2 separate regions of the Homo sapiens genome follow, and region 2 is linked to region 1. The links are chromatin loops, found by intact Hi-C in ENCODE. Cell type or tissue: CD14-positive monocyte. All regions are shown on one strand. Each heading gives the region's core, and the rest is flanking DNA. Links, peaks and the distances in the headings are about the cores only. Region 1 holds the start of SNIP1 (Smad nuclear interacting protein 1). Region 2 overlaps UTP11 (UTP11 small subunit processome component).

Region 1 (8,246 bases), core at 1-8,000:
TCACGCTTGTAATCCCAGCACTTCGGGAGGCCGAGGCAGGCAGATCACGAGGTCAGAAGTTTGAGACCAGCCTGGCCAACATAGTGAAACCCTTTCTGTACTAAAAATACAAAAAATTAGCTGGGCGTGGTGGTGGGCATCTGTAATCCCAGCTACTCAGGAGGCTGAGGCAGGAGAATCACTTGAACCTGGGAAGGGGAGATTGCAGTGAGCCAAGATCACGCCATTGCACTCCAGCCTGGGTGACACACACACACACACACACACACACACACACTGACACACAAAGAAAAGATGTCCAATATCATAAGCCATTAGGAAAATGCAAATTACGGGAAGCTGAGGCAGGAGAATCGTTTGAACTCAGAAGGCGGAGGTCGCAGTGAGCCGAGATCGTGCCACTGCACTCCAGCCTGGGTGACAGAGCCAGACTCTGTCTCAAAAAAAAAAAAAAAAGGAAAACGCAAATTAAAATCACAATGAAATACCACTACACGCCTATCAGAATGGCTAAAATAAAGTGATAACTTGAAATGCTGATAAAGATACAGGGAAACCGGATCATTCATACATTGCTGGTGGGAATATAAAATGATACAGCCACTATTACGGACTAAATTGTACCCTCCAAAATTAGCATGTTAAAGTACCAAACCCAAGTACCTCAGAATGTATTAATAACTTTTTGGAGATGAGGTCTTTAAAGAGCTGGTTAAGTTAAAATGAGGGTAGGGCCCTAATCCAATATGGCTGAGAAAAGACAACAGGACAGAAGAAAGATCATTTGAGGATATAGCAAAGAGGTAGCCATCTGCAATCCAAGGACAGAGGATTTTTTTTCAGGAGATTCCAAACCTGCTAACACCCTAATTTTTGACTTTTAGCCCCATAACTACAAGAAAATGAATTTCTGTTGTTTAAGCCACCTACTCTATGGTATTTCATTATGGTGGCCCTAGGTAAACTAATACAGCCACTCTGGAAAACAGTCTGGCAATTTCTTAAAAGAATTAAACCTGCAACTACCGTACAATCCAGCAATTGTACTCCTGAGCATTTATCCCAGAGAAATGAACTCTTAACGTTCACATAAAAACCTGTACACAAATGTCTATATAGCAGCTTTATGTGTAATAGCCAAAAAATGGAAACAACCCAGATGTTCTTTAATGAGTAAGTGGCTAAATCCATGCCATTTGGATACCACTCAGCAATGAAATGGAACAAACTACTGAGAGATGCAACCTGAATCAATCTCCAAAGGATTCTGCTGAGTGAGAAAAGACAATCCTAAAGGTTACATACTGTATGATTCCATTTACATAACATTCTTGAAATGACAAAATTATAGAAATGAAGAACAGATTAGAAGTTGACAGAAGTTAAGGAAGGATAAAAGTGGGAGATAAGTGGGTTTGGCTACAAAAGGACAACACGAGGTATTCCTTGCGGTGAAGGAAATGTTATCTTGACTATATCGATGTCAATATTCTGATGATGATATTGTACCACAGTTCTGTTATGAATAGATGTTACCACTGGGAGAAACCAGGAAGAGTATATCTCCCTGAATTATTTCTGACAACTGCATGTGAACCAATAATAATCTCAAAATAAAAAGTTTAATTTAAGCAAACAAGCAGAAAAAATAAATACAGCCAGTTTTCAGAAAAGCCCATCGGAGGTACAAGTAGAGATGTAGGCGAGCGTACGTGCACATGTGTGCACACACACAACACACACACACATTCCTCTTTAGCTGTGATAGGAAAAGGCTCTCAATTTGGACCCATCAAAACACCCCAATCCACTTACCTGCTTCACTTTGACTGTTGAGTGGTGAGGACTTCGGTTTCTCTTACTGCGAGGAGACTTGCTTCTTCTCCCTGAGGCCTTGTTTTTCTTTTTGGGTGGGGACCTATTCAGAGCATGGTACACAGGATTTTATCGCAATTTCCCTTCCCCCATAAAAATTAGCTTCCAGTATCAGGCTTACCTACTAACACAAACACCGCATTTGTGAAGGTCTCTGCCGGTCACATTAAAGGAGTCACGAGGTTCACTTTCCTAGCCCTAACATCTCCCTTGCATTCCATACTCACATAGACAACTGTCTACTGAACCTTCTCACTTAGGTAACATAACTCTTAATTCCCAACCCTTCAAAAACCTTTCCTCTCCTACTCCTTGCCATCTCGCTGATTGGCATCACCATCCGTAAGTCACCCTTGACTCTTTATCCTTCACTACCAACACCCCTACCATCAATAACAATCCCTCCATCCTGTGGTTCTACTTCCTCCCTGTGCCATCTCATTCCTACCACCCACCTTCTTGACCACTATAATCCACCGACACTGGCTTTTTCCCATTTCAATCATAATTCATTCTACTTCAGGTTCTTTGCAGATGTTGTTTCCTCTGCCTGGATCTTTAAGAGGTTGGATCATTCTTATCAGTCAGGTCTGGGCTCAAATGGCACCTCTTTAGAGAGTCCTCCTCCCTCTTCTCTCCAATCTCTCACTATCACATTACTGTTTTAATCTATCAATAATACTTGTTACTAACTGAAACTATTTTGTTTATTTTTTTATCATGTCTCAGGGTTAGAGCATAGCCAATTTGGCATCGGTGAAGATCATCTAACTGAATCACCCTTGCAGCCCCAATACCTAGGGCAGTCTTTAACACTTAATAGGCACTCAGTAAAACTATGGTGAATGAATGCATAAATAAATGAGTCTAGCAAGAAGTAACTTTTTTTTTTTCCCCAGTTTCTGTTAGGTAGCTCGCTTAGACCTCGATGTGAAAACCTTTCTGGCAGGTAACCGGAAAGACAACGCCCACACTCCATTTGTGGGAGGGATGGGGAAAATCTCAATCCAATTTAACAGATTATCAGTGCTATCTGTTGGGCCACACTCTTCGAAGTGCTAGGAACACAAGAATGAAGGAGTGGGATCCTGCCGGTTAGTCATTAGGCGTTGAACACCGAGCTATAATGCAAGTGACAGAGCAAGCATAACACAAGCACGACTGGATCACTCTCAACAGCCCCTCAGGATTAAGTCCGGGCTGCTGCGCCCACCATTCAAAACCTGTTTCGGACGCTAGCCCTGCCCGCCTTTCTGAATGAGCCCAACCCAATGTCCATCCTGGACTGCTCCCCCACTTACCGGCTAACTCCTCGGGCTCGGTTCCCGCGGTGGCCCGAGCGGGCCGGCTCGCTGGTCGGCGGAGACGGGCTACCACCGGAGTGGTCCGGACGGCGGTGGGCGGGAGGTGCGACTTCTGGGCTGAGACGCTCCTGCTTCACCACCACCCCCGCCGGCAGCACCACGTCCCCGTCCCGGTGTCTTCGCCGGCTCCCTCGCTCCCGTTCGCTCTTCACCGCCTTCATTCTGTGATTTTGGCTGGGCGAAAGAAAACAGATCAGTTGAGCTCCTCTAGCTGGAGGAAATGACGAGTTTAACTCCTGGACTTCCGCTTCCGGGGTGCCCAGGCTCCCAGAAATCCTCGCGGCAAAGGTTAAACACGTGACTACTCCCTAGTGGGTGTGGCCGCAGCGACAGGCTTGGGTGGCGGGAGTTTCAAGTTTCAAAAACAAACTTCTGGCTGGGAGTGGTGGCTCACGCCTGTAATCCCAGAACTTTGGGAGGCCGAGGCTGACGGATCACTGAGGTCAGGAGTTAGAGAACAGCCTGGCCAACATGGCAAAACCCCGTCTCTACTAAAAATACAAAAATTAGCCGGGTGTGGTGGCGCGCACCTGCAATCCCAGTTACTCGGGAGGCTGAGGCAAATGAATCACTTGAACTGGAGGCGCAGGTTGCAGTGAGCAGGGATCTCACCACTGCACTCCAGCCTGGGCAACAGAGCGAGATGTCTCAAAAACAAACAACAACAAAAACTGGGAAAAAGCAAACCTCTCAAGGCTGTTTGTTGCCACATTATTAGTAATTACAAAACGTGGAAACAATGTAAATACCAGCAGTAGGGAAGTTAGCCAAATTAATGGGTGTTATGTGGCCATTAGTAAACCATTTACAAACTTTAAAAACCCTGACTTGTTAACGATAAAGCAGGATACAAAATTGTGTGCAAACTATAATTACATTTACATTTGGAAATAGAAGGGAGGAAGAAATGGAAATGCAATCAGAGATGATAACCCATGGGCAAATCATTAGCTTTTCAAATCATTAGCTTTTCCTCTTCTATTTCCTGAACTTTCTGCAATGCTGTTGGGGCTCAGAAACCAAAACCCCAAAATACGGCTCACTGACAAGCTGAACTGAAGAAGCCTCAATGTTCCTTTCCAGTGCCCATCATCTCTCCCAAAGCACAGGTCTTTATCTGCCTAAGATCCAGACTACCAAAAGGAATAATTGTTTCTTTCTTCTCCACCCAAGAATGTAATCACACCTGACCAGAGACCCTTATACTGTCAAAAGTAGCTATTTACAGCCGAGCACGGTGGCTGCAGCCTGTAATTCCGGCGCTTTGGGAGGCCAAGGCAGGAAAATCGCTTGAAGCCAGGAGTTTGAGACCAAACTGCCTAACATAGCAAGACTGTCTCTACAAAAAAATTAAATTTGGCAGGGGCTAGTGGCTCGTGCCTGTGGTCCCAGCAGAGACAGGAGGATCGCTTGAGCCCAGGAGTTGGAGGCTGCAGTGAGCCGTGATGGCACCACTGCACTCCAGCCAGGGCTACAGAGTGAGACCCTGTCTTCAAAAAAACCAAACCAAAACAAAAAAAAAAACACAAAAAACTATTTACAAATTTATCTCTGTTCCCTTATTCATTCATTCTGCCTAGTAATCCCTGAACAGAATTCCTCCTTCTCCCACCCTCACAAACCTGTTTTACCAGGAGGGTATATAAGCTTCTGAACCCTTTTCGGGGTGGGTAATCATACTGTGATTCTCCCCGTGTATACATTTTAAATACATTTGTATGCCTTTTCTCCAATTAATCTGCCTTTTGTGAATTGATTTTTGAGCGAATCTTCAGGGGGCAAAGGGGAGGTTTCCCATTGGCTCCTACTTTGTCATTTCTCCATTTAATTAGAAAAATACTTCAGGCTGGGCGCGGTGGCTCACGCCTGTAATCCCAGCACTTTGGGAGGCCGAGGCAGGCGGACCACGAGGTCAGGAGTTCGAGACCAGCCTGGCCAACGTGGTGAAACCCCGTCTCTACTAAAAATACAAAATTTAGCCGGGCATGGGGGCACGCGCCTGTAGTCCCAGCTACTCAGAAGGCTGAAGCAGGAGAATCGTTTGAACCCGGGAGGCGGAGGTTGCAGTGAGCCGAGATCACGCCACTGCACTTCAGCCTGGGCAACAGAGAGAGACTCCGTCTCAATTTAAAAATCAAAACAAGCCCTTTCTTGCGGTGACGACCTACCCACGAGAACATGCCTCTCGCAAAGGATCTCCTTCATCCCTCCCCAGAAGAGGAGAAGAGGAAACACAAGAAGAAACGCCTGGTGCAGAGCCCCAATTCCTACTTCATGGATGTGAAATGCCCAGGATGCTATAAAATCACCACAGTCTTTAGCCATGCACAAACGGCAGTTTTGTGTGTTGGCTGCTCCACTGTCCTCTGCCAGCCTACAGGAGGAAAAGTAAGGCTTACAGAAGGATGTTCCTTCAGGAGGAAGCAGCACTAAAAGCACTCTGAATCAAGATGAGTGGGAAACAATCTCAATGAACACATTTTGGGAACAACTACAACAACAAAAAAAACCTTCAAAAAACCTAGGAACTCCAGATGACTTCCTTTGGGAATTGTCCCTTAACCCTTCATGAGAAGTCAGGAGATGACTCCTGTTTTTCAGGTGACAAAATTGGAGCATGGCAAAGGTGATCTGCCCACTTCAAATCGCTAGCTAGACGGAGCATAGGGACTCGAACTGCCGTTTTCCTCGCCTCCAAGAGTACAGGGACGAACCGGTGAGCAGAAGGCCTAAGAAGTCAGGCACAAGAGGTTTCTGCCCAGGAGGCACAGAATGAAACTTGCCGGCTGTTGGCCCCGCCCCACTTCGAAGCTCCGCCCAGGCCAAGAAGCGCGGGGGCGGGAGTGAGGGGGCGGTTTCCATGGTGACGGCAAACAAGGCCCACACTGGACAGGGCAGCTGCTGGGTTGCTACTCTCGCCTCCGCCATGATTCCGCCCGCAGACTCTTTGCTCAAGTACGACACCCCAGTGCTGGTGAGCCGGAACACGGAGAAACGGAGCCCCAAGGTAAAGACGGGGGCTCGGGAGACAAAGGAGCCTCGAAACTCCGATAGGGAAAGACACATTCCCGCATGGAGGGTCAGGAATCTCAAGGGACGGGGATTGCAGCGACTGGGAGTAAAGGGAATTGGGAAGTCAGAGAAGGAGGGTGAGAGGATTGTATAGGAAGCCCAGATGTTGGGTGTGACCCCAGAGGGCAGATTTAGGATGGGGAAGGAGGTCACAGGGAGATGGATGGGGCTCACTCTTCTTAATGGTACGCGGGTCCAAGAACAGATGACTAGGTAGTGATTTCCCCATCACCAGAGGTGTGAAAGCACATGCGCCAGAAACACCTGTTCAAGCATTGAGTTGGGGCCAGACTTCATGGCCTCCTTCAGCTCTGTGACATAATTTCTGCTGAGAAGACCGACCCAAAGTAGGCTAGGAAGAGGGGAGGGCTGTGCAGAAGACCTGGAGCAATATACAGGTTGGGGATGTGTGGAGCTGAGCTCCTGAACAATTTCCTGCCCTCACCTGTGCCTTCATCTCAGGCTCGGCTACTGAAAGTCAGCCCCCAGCAGCCTGGACCTTCAGGTTCAGCCCCACAGCCACCCAAGACCAAGCTCCCCTCAACTCCCTGTGTCCCAGATCCTACAAAGCAGGCAGAAGAAATCTTGAATGCCATACTACCCCCAAGGTAAGAAAGTAGGAGCAGTGGCTGGGAGAAGGCCTAAGCTTTTACATCGTGGATTTTGGGAGTGTGGGGGGAGGCACTCTGCCTCTGTTCCTGGCTGGGGTTTCCTCCCAGTATCACAGAGCTCCTAGAACTTACATATGGCTGGATCCTGGCAGGGTGGTGGGAGACCTCTTCTCAATCTACCCTCATTTCCTGCATGCTGTCACCCAATCTCATGGCTTTAGATACCACCTATGTGCTGATGGCTCCCAAATGTGTATTTCCAGCCCTGTCTTCTCCACTAAACTCCAGGACCATATAGTCTTCTGCTTCCTCATTATCTTCATGAAGATATCTAATAGACATCTCAAACTCAATATATTCAAACTAAATCACAATTTCTTCCTTCCCCAATCTGCTCATCCCCCGTATTCTCCTTTTTACTAGGGACTCAAACCACCTTTCATTCCTTTTGATCACTCTCACAGCATGTGTCCTATCCTTCGTCACATTCTTTTGGCTCCACCTTCAAATTCTTTCCCAAATCCAACCACTTTTCACCACCTCTGCTTCCACCATCTTGCTCCTAGTCACTGGTGGCCACTCGCACTGCTGCAGTGGCCTCCTATCTGAAAACACTGCTTCCACTCTGCTCCTAGAATCTATCCTCCATACAGCCCCTAAGTCATAAGTCAGATCATGCCAGTCTCTGCCAGAAACTCTTTTGTGGCTTCCCATCTCAGACTAAAATCAAAAATCCTTACAATGGCCTGGAAGATGTGGCATGATCTGGCCTACGATGTATCCCTGACCTTATCTCCTGTTATTCTGTTTCTTGTTCACTGTGCTGAATCCACAGGGACCTCACTTGCTATTTCTGAAATGCCTCATTCACTCTCCTACCACAGGGCCCTGACAGCTGGTGTTTTCACTGCCAAAGATGTTCTCCCCTTGATATTCTCCTGGTTCCTTTCATTTCTTCCAGGCCTTCCTTGAGAATTTGCTATAGCAGAGCACCCCTGCCCAACATGATCTCCTTTTCTTGCTTTTTTCTTCTGCAGCCACATTGATAAAAGGACATGCCTTTTCATCTATTTTTATGTAATAAGTTGACAGCACAGTTGGTAAGGCTATGAGGAAAAGGGAAATGGGGGCCTACGCAGGCACACACCTTCATGAACCTCTCCACCCCGATACACACATCTGCCTCTTTCTGGCTCGCACAAGGTTCATGATGTCCTGTGTTTCCCACCCCGTAAGTTGGTGGGTAGTTCCTACTGTTCACATCAAGCAACAACCATAAATCGGTCTTCAGCATGTTAGGAGGGTAAGATCTGGAACAGTGGGG
Region 2 (8,399 bases), core at 177-8,176, 460 kb after region 1:
AGCACATTGCAAGACCCTGACATATACTAAGTGCTCAACAAATGGTAGTATGTAGAAGGATCATACCAAGATTTAATCCTTATACCTTCCATGCTCTCCAAGTCTACGTCAGAGAAAGTACTTTCTGTCATACTTTTTTCTCATACTGAGTACCACAAGTATAATAATAATAGTAAACTCATGCTGGAAAGCTGCTATGTGTCAAGCCATGTGCAGGCATTACCATTAATAGAAGCTCCTTGAATCCTCAGTATAACCCGGAGAAGCAGGTACTATTTTCATGTTACAGTCAGGAAATAGCAGCTCAGAGAAGTTAAGTGACATGCCCAAGGTCACAGATTGTTCAGAGGTAAAGCTTGGATTTGAACCCACATCTCCAGACTCTAAATTTAGCTCCCTTACCACAGTTGCCTCCCTGTTACTATGTTTTCCCTTTGTAGTATTTTATAAACCCTTGGATTAAGTTGGTAGTAATTTTAGTACAACTGGCAACTGCTTGCTTAGTGCCGAGTCATTGTTGCCTCTCTCTGTCCTTAATAGGCCAAGAAACCTACTACAGCAGTGCTTGTGACCTGTCTGGTGCTGGCAGGGTCCCTCTCATCCTTGGGCAGAGCCCAGTTGTGGGGAGGGGAGGGAACAGGGTCATGGGTTAGCTCCAAGGACTGGATTTACTGAGCACTCCAGAGACTCCTGTGCCTGTTAGATGTCGTGTTGATTTGGATATGTGTTTGCGGAGGAAACTAAGCACTGTTGTTCTTTCTTTTGTCTTCTAGCCTGGCTTTCGAAAACATCTGGGCCTGCTGGAGAAAAAGAAAGATTACAAACTTCGTGCAGAGTGAGTTCAGTCTTTCTGGTAGAGGCGCTGCCAAGAAAGCTTACAACCTCCTTGCACTGCAGCTGAATTGCCTGAGTGTCCAACAGGGGATAATTTCCTGCCATTGATAAAATGGCCAAAGCTCTGGCAGCCTGTCAGATAATTTTTTCTGTGATCCTAAATTTCTCTCTTTGTTTAGGCAGATCATTATTTATTTAACTGTAGTTGCATTGTGAATTATTTGTATTATGTTGTTCCAGATCATTTTCTCATAGTGGCTTTGATTTGGCTCTGCCTTGGTGTTTGAGCCCAAAGTTGAATCTTTTTCTCTTTGTTTTCTTGAAGTGCAGGATATAATCTGAAATTCCATTTGTTGAGTCTCTTACATCACCATGTGTGTGATGTGGAATGAAGAGATGTGAAAGATGGATTCATGAGACCAAGCGTGGGTGATAATGAACTCTGAAAACATTTTATAAAACAATTATCCCCATTCTTGTTCTCTGTTAGCACTTTGTTTGCAAAATACTTCTTAATTATTTGTTAGCGATACATGTCAGCTGAGGTCCTTTTTATGCCCCTGGTCTAGATGGTGGTGATGGATTAAATGGGTTTCTGTAGGTCCCAGAGATTTTAAGGCTAATGATAATTAAGTATTGTTATTGGGCCAGGCAGTGTTCTAGGATATTTACCGTTTTTACACTGATTTGTCCCTCCCAACAACCTTCTGGGATGGGTTACTATTACCGTATTCATTTTACAAATGAAATTGGGATTCAGGATGGTTAAATAACTTATCCAAGGTTACTTAGCCAGAAGTTGTCAAGTCCAGATTTGAACCCATGCTGTCTGGCTCCAGAGTCCATGATTCTAGTCATTGCGCTATACTGTACTGTGTAGTTTCTGAATTACATATGGTCATTTGGTGCCCAAGCTTGCACCATATCCTAAGGAGTTTTAATTTGTACTTTGTTTGGTGTCTCCCTGTAATGATATAAATGGCACTGAAACATATATAGGCTGGGGACAGTTAATTTCAGGTTCCACTGGAATAGGAACTGTTGATTAGACTGTGGACCCTGCGAAGACATGAGCTCAGCTCAGTGACAGTGGAGTGTCCAGATCCAGTCAGTGCTTTTGGCTTTTTTGAGTTTCACTCTGTGTGACCTTTTAGATGCTTGTAAAGTTTGCTTATTGTGGGTTTTTGGTTTTTTAAAATTATCTATTTTTTTTTTTTTGCTATGAACCTCATTTAACCTGTCTTTTAGTGACTACCGTAAAAAACAAGAATACCTCAAAGCTCTTCGGAAGAAGGCTCTTGAAAAAAATCCAGATGAATTCTACTACAAAATGACTCGGGTTAAACTCCAGGTGGGTGCCCAATGGCTTGGTTGGTGTTTTGAGCTCCACACATTGGAAAATAAGGACAGGGAGGAGATGGAGAGGAAGAATCGTTGGCCTTAATTTAACCCTTCTCTGGTTACTCCAGGTGCTCTTGGTCAGTGTCCAAGGCAAACCCTCCACTTCCAGAGGAGCGTGCATTTTTACCTTTGAATCTGGGTTGTCTTATACCTGGAGCTGTTCTAGGACAGATGACTGGAGGTGCTACATTGAACGTACGCCTCAGGGGCCTGTGTCTAGGATTGCTGTTAGCATACAGCATTTGGTTGTCTTTTTGTTTTTTTTTTTGAGATGGACTCACTCTCTGTTGCCCAGGCTGGAGTGCAGTGGTGCGACCTCGGCTCCCTGCAACCTCTGCCTCCCGGGTTCAAGTGATTCTCGTGCCTCAGCCTCTCGAGTAGCTGAACTACAGGCACACACTACTGTGCCCGGCTAAGTTTTTGTATTTTTAGTAGAGACGGGGTTTCACCATGTTGGTCAGGCTGGTCTTGAACTCCTGACCTCAAGTGATCTGCCCATCTCGGTCTCCCAAAGTGCTGGGATTACAGGTGTGAGTGACCGCACTTGGCCTATGGTTGTCTTTGTTCTAGCCGTGCACTGTGCCAACAACTTATTAATGATTTTAATCTAATAGGGAATATATCTTTTAAATTTGGATTTTAGGATGGAGTACATATTATTAAGGAGACTAAGGAAGAAGTAACCCCAGAACAACTAAAGCTGATGAGAACTCAGGACGTCAAATATATAGAAATGAAGAGGGTTGCAGAAGCTAAGGTAATTCACTCTTTGTTCTGATTGGTTTTATTGGTTAAGAAGGGAAACTTAAATTCATCAATCTCAAGTTATTCATTAATTTCTTCTGGCATTTACAATCTCACTTGATTGTAATAATGATTTAGAAGTATAGTTAGCATGGTAGAGTGGAAAGAGTTCAGGTTTGGGAATGAGACAGACCTAGGGTTTGAGTTCTGGCACTGCCATAAATTACTAGCCCCATGACAATGGGCAAATTCAACTCCCTGAGGCTCTTCCCTCATTTCTGTCTCAGGCGACTGTTGCAGGGATTAAGTGCGTCTTGGGAAGTGCCTAGCCCAATACCTGATATTTGTTGGGATCCTTTCCTTTAAAAGAATAAAGCAAGTTCTTTGCTGGCTGGCAATAATGATGTGAAATGGTTTAAACTTTTGCAGTTTTTTTTTTTTTTTGGTACCCTAGAAGAATCTAATATAAAGTGAGACCATATTCTGTGTTCTAGAAAATCGAAAGACTAAAATCAGAGCTCCATCTGCTGGATTTCCAGGGGAAGCAACAGAACAAGCATGTGTTCTTTTTTGACACCAAAAAGGAAGGTATGAAATGTTTGAAGGTTTCTGGGACAGTCTACCATGCCAGTCTGTGTCATTTGGTGTTAGAAACCGACAGTGCCTTAAGGATTGTCTTGAATTTTAGTTGAACAGTTTGATGTCGCAACTCACCTGCAAACAGCCCCGGAGCTAGTCGACAGAGTCTTTAATAGGCCCAGGATAGAGACCTTGCAGAAAGAAAAAGTGAAAGGAGTTACCAATCAGACTGGACTTAAGGTAATTTTCTCTGTTGTTCTTCACATGTGAGCTTAGGGGAATCTAGGTGTTTTTTTTTTGTTTTTTTTTTTTTGCTACTGCATTTAAAATAATTTTTAAAATTTATTTTATTTTATTTTTTAGTCAGAGTCTCACTGTCTCCCAGGCTGGAGTGCAGTGGCACGATCTCGGCTCACTGCAACCTCCGCCTCCTGGGTTCAAGCAATTCTCATGCCTCAGCCTCCCCAGTAACTGGGACTATAGGGGTGCAACACCACACCCAGCTTATTTCTGTATTTTTCATAGAGATGGGGTTTCGCCATGTTGGCCAGGCTGGTCTTGAACTCCTGACCTCAGTTGATCTGCCTGCCTTGGCCTCCCAAAGTGTCGGGATTACAAGCGTGAGCCACTGTGCCTGGCCTAAAATAATTATTTATTTATGGAAAACTCATGAGTTCCCTTAGAAAAGTGGATTTGTAGGATGATTTGATGATGGGATGGAAGTGGAGAAGGGCTTCCTAATTTCTATGATCGGAGGAGGTATAGTGGTCAGAAGCTTAGGTTCTGGCCTTTAGACCTGGGTTTGAATCCCAATTCTGACCCTGCGCTTTGTGCTTTTAATACTTGTAACAGATGCCAGTGTTTTGAAAATGCAGAGAAAGGGATTGCTGAAGATTAAAGGATTTGCAATACTTTAATATTGAACCTTTAGCAGTGAATACGCACATCAAAAGGTCTTTCTGTGTTTTTATTTTTCTTGAGACAGGGTCTCACTGTCACCCAGGCTGGAGTGCAATGGTGTGATTATGGCTCACTGCAGTCTCCACCTTCTGGGCTTAAGCGATCCTCCTGCCTCAGCCTCCTGGGTAGCTGGGACCACAGGTGTGTGCCACCATGCCTAGCTAATTTTAAATTTTTTTTGTAGAAACGGGGTCTCGCTAAGTTGCCCAGGCTGGTCTTAAACTCCTGAGCTCAAGTGTTTACTCCCGCCTTGGCCTCCTGAAGTGTTGGGATTACAGGCGTGAGCCACCATGCCTGCCCAAAAGGTCTTTCATATTGTGTATTGTAACAAAAATTTTGTTTTGGCTTTTCCTTATGGTGCTTTCCGTCACTGTAACTGGGTTGTGCAGAAGACATGCTTTTCCTGAAAGCCTTCTGGAGTTGAACTCTTCTGACTGATTCATTAAAAAAAAATGCTGTCAATGTGTTTCAAGCAGACAGCTGTTCTGTTTTGATTTGAATCATTTACACTGCATCAGTTTTGCTTCCAATGTTTAATTTCACAGCAGTTTTCTCTAGCTCAGAGGCAGCTAAACTTGCTTTAGTAATATAAATACCCCTAATTAGTTTGACTATATTGGGTAATCCCATAAATCTGACAGTCTGTGCAATAAAGCGAAAACAAAAGCTGTCTGAAACCACTGCTGTGAGACTGTGCTAGAATCTGTGAATTGTTGAAGTCTAAGGCCCAGTAATATTTCCTTCTGTAGATAACACTTCCAGCCAAAGAGCTTGCTCATGAGTGTTCTTGTGATAACCCTGTTGTTTGTCAATTAGGTGTACTTTTTTTTTTTTTTGAGACGGAGTCTCACTCTGTCACCCAGGCTGGAGTGCGGTGGCGTGATATCGGCTCACTGCAACCTCTGCCTCCTGGGTTCAAGCAATTCTCTTGCCTCAGCCTCCCGAGTAGCTGGGATTACAGGTGCCCGCCACCACGCCTGGCTAATTTTTTGTATATTTAGTAGAGACAGGGTTTCACCATTTTGGCTAGGCTGGTCTTGAACTCCTGACCTTGTGATCCACCCACCTCAGCCTCCCAAAGTGCAGGGATTACAGGCGTGAGCTACCGCGCCCGGCAATTAGGTGTACTTTCAATTAGCCGTGTCACTGACGCTTCTCAAGAATTGTGGTAGTCCCTAAAGAGATTAGTATTCCAAATTCCCATGTAGAATAGTTCACCAGCATAGCTTTTGAGAAGTTAGGGAGGTTTAGATTTTTGCCATTTTTGTCTAGTAATTATGTTTCTTTCTATTTTGTTTACTGCAAAATCATTTTTATTAAGAGACTGCTGGTGGGTGGATTGCAAGGATATTTTGTCTGTAACTTCGAGTGGGTAGACAACCCATGAGTGAGCTTTAGGAGGTCTGAGAAAACCCCCCTTTCTCACTGGTATTTTGTGCAGATAGGTATATGTGCTTGCACAACCTTTTACAAATGTGTATGTACATTTATCTCAAGAAACATCCCATGCTGGGCGTGGTGGCTCATGCCTGTAGTCCCAGCAATTTGGGAGGCCAAGGCAGGTGGATCACTTGAGGTCAGGAGTTCGAGACTAGCCTGGCCAATGTAGTGAAACCCTGTCTCTACTAAAAATACAAAAATTAGCCAGGCGTGGTGGCGGGCACCTGTAATCCCAGCTACTAGGGAGGCTGAGGCAGCAGAATTGCTTGAACCCAGGAGGCGGAGGTTGTAGCGAGCCGAGATAGTGCCACTGCACTCCAGCCTGGGCGACAGAGCAAGACTCCGCCTCAGAAAAAAAAAAAAAAGAAGAAAGATCCCAAAGCTTTCATCAGTTTCTCTGAGGTTGATGATTCCCCAAAATGTAAGGACCCCACTGATCTTTGAGGAGTCATTAGCAGTGAGAATTCTCAGGTGAGCTTCTGCTGAAAAAATTCTTCTGCTTTCTGAGTGGTAAGATTTTCAGGCACCAGCACACTGCCTGGGGACCCTTCTGTTGCCGACTCTTCTGTTGCTCTCCATTCACTTTGTATAGGGTTTCCAACACTGATTCATTCCTGCCATCATCTCAGGTGACTGTGGCACTCACACAAAGGTTGAAGCAGCTTAGTGTAGTAGTGGAAAGATTCCTGGGATTTGTGAGAGGGGGACGGTCCTGACTCTGCTCCAGGTGAGCTGTGTGTCCTTGGACCACTTCTTCTCTGGGCCTCATTTTTCTGCGTTTGTAAATGACGGGTTTCGATAAGATAGTCTACAGGGTTCCTTTTTTAATTTTTAATTTTTTTTTTTTGAGACAGAGTCTCATTATGTTGCCTACGTTGGTCTGGAACTCCTGGGCTCAAGTGACCCTCCCTCCTCAGCCTCCCAAAGTGCTGGGATTACTGGCGTGAGCCACTGCGTCTGGCCCAGGGTTCCTTTCAGCTCCAGAATGTGATGTTCCTAAAATGGGCAACGTTATTGTTACCACGTTATGTTGATTCTGGTGAAAGAAGGGAGTTGATGAAACTATGCAGTTGGCTTAAATGGATTAAGAAACAGTTTCTTACTCATTTTTGTCCTGTTCATTGTTCACTGAGAATGTGTGTGTTTCTTCTCCAGCGAATAGCTAAAGAAAGGCAAAAGCAGTATAACTGCCTGACACAGCGGATTGAACGAGAGAAGAAATTGTTCGTTATTGCTCAGAAAATTCAAACACGCAAAGATCTTATGGTGAGGAGAGAGAGCCTTAGGCCTCTTTTTTTTTTTTTCCCCCTTTTCTTTCTTGTAAAGGTCTTAACTCAGACTAGATTTCAGCTGTGTGTAAATCAACCCCAGTGAAAATGTCTGCTCCTCAGGGGCAGTGGTTTGAGCCAGTGTCTGTTACTCTGACAGTGTTGAAATGCGCCTTGATTAAGGAGGTAATAAGGGGGTTATTAGTCAGTGCTTTGGAACAGCAAAGGGTAGGATCGGGTAGCATATGAACTTTATAGCTTATGAGCAGCTCCCGTAACATTTAAACAGGTTAACAAAACAGTGCATGTCACTCATTGGTGTTTAAAAATAGACAACATTGTGTAGTTAAATAGCAGAGCTGAGGAATATAAGATGCCTCTTTCATATTCTTATCATTCCTCTAAATGTCAAATTCTTTAGCTTTGTAGATCATTTAGGTCAGCCTTTCTCAACTGGGGTTCCGTGAGAGAATTAAAATTATAATTTTAAATGAAACAACTACTTGAACACCTTTCTTCTCAGTTTTCCTAGGACTGTACACAGCTAGTACTTTCTAGATGCCTAGGGGAGAAGTTAATTCATTGCCTACAGTGGATGCCTTGGGCAGTAGGGCTGTGTCCGTTCTCAACTTTGAGAAGGGCTGAAGCAGGTGCTAATAGGTAGTTTATTAACCTTTCGATTTTACAAAACCATTTCCTTCTCTTTACTGATCACCTTTTTACTCTTTTGTAGGATAAAACTCAGAAAGTGAAGGTGAAGAAAGAAACGGTGAACTCCCCAGCTATTTATAAATTTCAGAGTCGTCGAAAACGTTGACGTGTTATAGATAAGCCTTGTCATTCTGTATCAAAAATCTGTTGTCGTTTTCTAGTAACTTCAAATTCCATTACTCCAAATGGCATGGTTTTCCGGTTTGTAACCATAACTAAATTGTCAGTCTGACATTTAATGTCTTTCTATGGACAACATTAAATCTCCCTCCCTTCTGTAATTGTTTTTGGATTGTGAAATTAGTCTTATTTTTATATACTTAATTTTTTTTTTCTTTGAGATAGGGTCTTTGTTGCCAGGCTGGAAGTGCAGTGTGTGATTATGGCTCACTGCAACTTTGAACTCCTGGGCTCAAGTGATCTTCCTGCATCAGCCTCTTGAGTAGCTGGGACCACAGACAT

What was found. A loop is a pair of places that touch in the nucleus more often than their neighbours do. Peaks named below come from ENCODE experiments on the same cell type or tissue, not always from the same donor. Only the 100,000 strongest peaks of a DNase experiment are listed, where the experiment ranks them.
Region 2: it touches region 1 in a loop (4-fold over the local background); 4 of 110 quality-filtered maps call a loop at or near these places.

Annotation. Positions count from the first base shown.
Region 1 is chr1:37,550,830-37,559,075 of GRCh38, forward strand. It overlaps SNIP1 (Smad nuclear interacting protein 1), which reads right to left and starts at 3,464. Exons shown (of 4, transcript NM_024700.4): 1 at 3,177-3,464; 2 at 1,816-1,918. The coding sequence starts at 3,400. DNALI1 (dynein axonemal light intermediate chain 1) reads left to right here and starts at 6,111. Exons shown (of 6, transcript NM_003462.5): 1 at 6,111-6,246; 2 at 6,774-6,919. The coding sequence starts at 6,166. It also overlaps the pseudogene RPS27P9. RefSeq lists a silencer at 3,187-3,246 and enhancers at 4,718-5,688, 5,899-6,193. In CD14-positive monocyte, for the core only: no CTCF peak of the experiment used is centred there; DNase peaks (open chromatin) are centred at 3,512 and 6,092; H3K4me3 peaks cover 1,928 bases; H3K27ac peaks cover 1,061 bases.
Region 2 is chr1:38,015,586-38,023,984 of GRCh38, forward strand. UTP11 (UTP11 small subunit processome component) reads left to right here. Exons shown (of 8, transcript NM_016037.4): 2 at 774-835; 3 at 2,083-2,185; 4 at 2,879-2,992; 5 at 3,474-3,567; 6 at 3,668-3,798; 7 at 7,114-7,224; 8 at 7,960-8,399. The coding sequence ends at 8,043. Among named protein-coding and RNA genes, the nearest start is that of UTP11, 7.1 kb to the left of the region's middle. In CD14-positive monocyte, for the core only: CTCF peaks have their summits at 3,329 and 3,547 (motif pointing left); no DNase peak of the experiment used is centred there.